Regions from separate parts of the Homo sapiens genome. Here region 1 is linked to region 2. The links are chromatin contacts, found by Hi-C in ENCODE. All regions are on one chromosome and are shown on one strand. The core of a region is the stretch at or near the end of the contact, and the rest is flanking DNA. Distances in the headings are between cores, read along the strand shown. Region 1 holds the start of LINC02053 (long intergenic non-protein coding RNA 2053). Region 2 has its middle 120 kb from the start of LINC02053.

Region 1 (2,784 bases), core at 95-2,594, 120 kb after region 2:
AAAAAAAAAACAAAAAAAACAAAGGAGAAGCTGAAGACTATTTATAAACATATTGCCAGGAGGTATCCTGACGTGCCCTGAGAACACTATCGGACCTCATGTTACAGACAGGGCTGAAATTCTCAAGGTCCACAGTCAGTCTCCTTGGTAATAGACTCCTTCACCATGTCATGGGCATCATAATGGGAAAAACCACTTGCAAATGAATTGGTAATCAGAGTTGGAGCTATATGTGATCTAGTTATCTTCACCTTTTAACAAAGGTCTGGAGAGATTTGAAGAGGTTTGTACCAAAAACAATGAGATCCTGAAGGATGAATATTAGATTATATATAATAAAAGGGCACACTTTGGTCTGCATATTCAAGATATTTTTGGGGAACATTGCATATCTGTTATTTCTCCATGTACATTTGTTGATGAGAATACTAAGTCAGGTATTTACTAATTACCAGGTATTTATTCAGCACCATGATATCTCACCTACTCTACTCATTAGTCCCACTGCCAGGAAAAATAATACTTAAACCAGAGTGTTGCTTAAGCATTTTACATAATTTCTTTTCTTACCACAACTGGAAATGGTGGAAGTCCATTCCCCTTGTGACCTAAGTTGGGTTGGGGACTGGAACCCACCACTTAAATTTCTCAAGAGGTCAAAAAATTGGCACATAGGCAAGGTGCAAGGTTGTTTCTGCAGAGACACTAGCAACACAACTTGACCTGCACTAAGGGAAATGCAGAGAAACTAGAATAGTGCCTGGCATAAAAAAATGCAGGGATAGACTAATGCCCATGATGGGGTGTTGGAAGGAGATGCAACATTTAAACCAGTAAACATTTGCTTTATTACAGAGACAGATCCAAAATAGAGAGAAACTTTCACAGCCCTAAAAAAATCTGGGGATATCCTCATGAATGAATAGAACTGGAGTTATCTTCAGAAGTGTGGAAAAAGATAAAGATGCCCAAGGTCCACGACCAAAAAGAGTCTACAAGCAAGGTGTGGTCAAAGTGATAAGAGTCTAAAAAGACCAAGGGAGAGAAGAAAACTTGCAGAGAACTAGCAGATCATCATAGTAAACTCTGCTCAGGCCATTTTGGTACTGGAAATGACAGAGAAGCCAGAAATGGTAGCCATGCCATGCCATGTCATGCCATTTTCAATGACAAAAGAAGGAAAGAGTTTTCCCTTTCTCTTCCTAGTCCCCAAGGAGAGCGGCTGTAAATAGTAGTATATTAGCTATGACAACTGGCAAATAGCTATGCTGTCCCTATGTCATGGCTGCTTCTGTGGGTACCATTGTGACCCCAGCATGAGTCAAGATGATTATCAGAATGTCTAGCAGATTACCCAGGCCTTGCACCTGGATCAATGGGCTGCCCTAATGAAGGATATCAAAAATGAAGGGGCAGCTAAAGAAAAATAAAAGACACCTCAGAAAGTAGCCTGCCTCTTTGACAAGGGACATGCCTTCAGAGGAACATAACAGAAACCTCTGAGAATTGTCAACAATAAAAAGACTGAGCAACAAGGGAAACTGGTAGGAAGCCAAAGGTTTTAAGAGGTGAGAGTGGAGAAATGCTGTGCTTTTATTGATCCTCTCCAAAGGAACACCTTTAAAAAAGGTTAGTTGCAAATAAAGTGTTTTAAAGAAGAAAAGTTTTGAAATTGTAAGTGCAGTGCTAGTTAGAAGACAAAATTTTAAACTTTTTAAAAAAATTTTTAATGTGTGTGGCTTAAATCTCTGTCCTTACAGATAACAAACTCTAGACTTTGAGATTCTGTGAGTTTATAGAAGAATGAAAGTCAACTGGATTCAAATTAATATTCAGGATTTCATTCCTCCTAAATGGAAACATAGCATTTCCATTTGTAAAACAATAACTAAATGTTTCTGAAACCTCTTTGCAAAACAAACAAGAGAGATTAGAATTTGGGCTATGCTTATAAGAATTGTTTAAGTTATATATTTTTTCATTTTTATGGACCATTGTAATTGATCTGTTGTTATAAATTGACTTATATTTTAAATCCTTATTTTTGTGTGTTTGGCTTAAGTTTGTTTTTAGAAAGTTAACCAGATTAAAGAGTAATAAAAATGGGTAATACAAGAAAATCATTGCATGACACTCTGTGTTTAACAATGATTATCTTATAAATGTCCTTCAAAGCTGAAGTTTTTGGGAAAAATCATTTAGGGAATATTTTGGAATCTTCCTTTGGAGTGTATAGAATCTGTGGCTCTGGCTGAGAATGGGTCCTGGTCAATCTTCTCACCATCTCTAATAAAATAATTTTAAAGAGATTTACAAGTAAAAAAAGGTTATTTCTTTGAAAATTTTAAACTATTAAAAATTTAAACCTTTAAATTTAAGGCTAAAGAAAGTAAAAGTGGTAGAAACTTAGATAAAATTAGATAGGTTAGGTTGCTTTTTAATTGAGGATTTCTTTAGCTCATTGTCCAAGTTGAATAGAGAAGTACTTTTTGGAAAGGGTAGAATAATTTGTATAATTTTTAAAGGAAGTTATGTGATTTATATAACCAACATGTAACACACATAGATAACACAGATAATGCTGTACTTTATAGCAGTTTCAAATATAGACTAGTACATATCAATATTCTCTGGTCAGGTTTCCAGAGATCAATTTAACCTGGTCTCCAGAAAAAAAAAATTAAGACAAGATGGACAATATAGTTTTAAAATTACATTTAAAAATAAATATTGAACTTCTTCCAATCTGGAAATCAAATTAACACAAACAATTCAATTACCATA
Region 2 (2,884 bases), core at 123-2,622:
AAATAGAAAATTTCTATTTACCAATATTTTGGGGGAAGAAATAACCAGCATTAATTTTTCTAAGTGCTCTGATTTGTCATTGTCCAGTTCAGGGGAATGAGAATGAGACCATTTCTCAAACTTTGTGTTACTATTGACAGAATTATCTGGATTTATTTTCTTAAGTTTGCCTAAGCTGTATAAACATGAGCTCTTTCCCTGTAAAGTGGCTTCATGTATCTCACTTTGTCATCATTGACCTAAGTAGAACTTGAGAAGTGGTTTATTAAAATAACTCACTAAGTGGATTGCTGAGGCTCTTGCTTCATCATGACAGCACCAAATTGTGATACACTCCTTCCCCTACCACTTCCTTAAAAAAAATCATTTTTTTTTCTTTTTTGTCTTGAAATAACACTCTGAAAATCTGTGCTATAATTAAGAGAAGCAGGATTTTCTGGTAATGGGAATCATGGGAGCATTCTCAGATCAATTTGTTTCTCAGCTCGAGTTTACCGTAAGAACCGCTTTTGATATGTGGACTCTCAAGGGAAATCAAGACGACCTCAGAAACTTGCTCAGAGTTTCCAGGTTAAGTGGAATGGGAAGGCTGTGACAAGTGGCTGTGCCACCTACAAACTGATGAGCAGCCTGAGGCCCCTAAACCAGAAGCTCATTGCCCCTACACACACACGCACATACACACACACACACACACACACACACACACACACATTTCACCTCAGCCCATTAAAAAGTCAGAATTTTGAATGTGCTATTTTATGAAGATGTTAACATTATTTTAGTTTAAAAATCTCATACTTCTCAGATCAGTCTGTCCATACAAGACTTCTTCCTTCTTAGAATTGCAGCAGAACTTATTGTCATAGCACTCACATAGCAGTTTACATATATTGCTCTAGATTAAAGCATTTTTGTACCTTTTCCTTCTCACATTTTCATGATAATTAAGACTTTTTTCCAAAAGAAACACAAACTTTTATCAAATTAGCTATTTTCAATTTTCCAAATTTACTTTCCACTTTTATCTATATGCATTTGGGGTCTTATTGTTATTGTTGTTTATGTTCTTATTAATATATTTTAATCTCTTTTTACCTCATTTAGTGTCCTAAATGAATCTAGTTTGGAAAAAAGTTAGTATTTAATATTTACTTATTGAGTTCCTACTATGTGCTAGGCACTGTTCTGGGTTATGGGAGACAGTGATAAATGAGACATAAATTTTGCTTCAAGTAGTTTACATTTGAGGAGTGGGGTTAGGGAGATAGACAATAAGATGTAAAGATATAAATGAGATAATGAGACAAGTATGCAGTGTTGCTGAGAAGTATGCAGCTGTGTGGAGACTCGGGCAGCATGTTCCAAGCAGGAAAACAGCAACTGCAAAAGCAGGTTTGGTGAGTTCCAGGCACAGCACAAAGGCCATTGTGGCCAAAGCAAAATGAGTAGGATGACAAGTGGAAAGTGAGAAGGTGACAAAAGTCAATAGGGGGCTTCAGAGTTCTTGTAGATGATATCGAGAAGTCACAAGAAGGTATTAAACAAGGTATGGTAAGATCTTATTTATACTCTGATTGCCTCAGTTACCATGTAGTAGATACATCGAAAAGCAGGGGACAAAAGTCTGGGTGGACAGGTAACAATCTGTTCTTGGACTAGGAACTTTAGTAGGGGAGGTGCTGAGAAATACTTAGACTCTGAGTGTATTTTGAAGGTAGAAGTTATAGAGCTACTCATGGGTTAAAAGTGTGCCATGGAAGAAAAAGTGGAATCAAGGAAGAGTCCTACGCAGAGATGGATTTTGGTACCATTTGTTATAACAGAGGTGATTTGATGATATTCATTCATTCAAACATTAAGTAATTATTTTGTGTCATACACTATGCTCAGCACTGTAGACATGGAGAATAACCTACGGAATTCTAATTTAAGCAAGAGGTGATGAGGGCTGGCATCGAGACAGAGGAAAAACAATGAAGAAAAAAATGACAAAATTAAGAAATATGTGGCAGATGGAATTGGCAGAATATGGTGCCTGATGTTGAGAAAGAAAGATTCTGGAATGATTTGAAAATGTCTGATGCAAGTGGGCAGATGGCAACAGCATTAACAAAGATGGGGAATGTATGAGAAGAAATTGGTTTGTGGAAAAAGTCATTATTATGTTAATATTGGCAGTTAATAATTATCGATCACTTCTTATGTACTAGGCACTCTGCTTACTGCTTAATACAAACAGCCTCATTTACCCTCAAACATATACGGAGAAGACTAATATTGTCCCTGTTTTTATGGAGGCATAAACTAGGGCTTGCAGAGGTTAAATAACTTGCTCTTAAGAGATATACCTAATGTAAATGACGAGTTAACGGGTGCAGCACACCAACATGGCACATGTATACATATGTAACAAACCTGCACGTTGTGCACATGTACCCTAGAACTTAAAGTAAAATAAAAAAAGAAAAAAAAAACTTGCTCAATGTCACAGATGTAGGAATTACGAAAGCCAGGCCTTGAATCCACGATAACAATATTTGCAGATGCTGGGTTTGAGTTGAATAGACATTCACTTAGGGACATTTGGTAGATTTATAAACATGGACTTGGAAGTTGGAATGTACCCTGGAGGAAAAGATTTGAGAATTATCAGCACAAGGTGATTGTTCAATTGCATACCCTGTATTGGTGTTCTCTTTCCTTAGTTTTTTCTACCCCTAAGGTGTTTCCTGGGATCATCACTGAAATAAGCTACTTGCACTTGAGTCCTTTTCCCGGAGTCTGCTTCTGAGGAAACCCAAATCTAGACAGAAAGTGATTGAGAAGTAGAAGACGAAGAAGAAAGATAAAAAAAATTCTTTGTTAGGAGCTTGGCTATGAA

The links. Hi-C counts contacts between places; a loop is a spot of excess contacts on that map. Pooled maps may share reads with other maps.
Region 1: a pooled map shows a loop between it and region 2 (1.9-fold over the local background). The contact joins the promoter of LINC02053 here to the enhancer-like site in region 2. A Hi-C loop is called at or near these places in 1 of 50 pooled maps.

The regions. Positions count from the first base shown.
Region 1 is chr3:180,412,829-180,415,612 of GRCh38, forward strand. It overlaps LINC02053 (long intergenic non-protein coding RNA 2053), which reads left to right and starts at 1,345. Exons shown (of 2, transcript NR_132416.1): 1 at 1,345-1,629.
Region 2 is chr3:180,294,624-180,297,507 of GRCh38, forward strand. No RefSeq gene overlaps it. Among named protein-coding and RNA genes, the nearest start is that of LINC02053, 120 kb to the right of the region's middle. Within about 2 kb of position 1,373, at least 2 of the 41 ENCODE cell types and tissues checked have a DNase peak (open chromatin) inside an H3K27ac peak, as active enhancers do.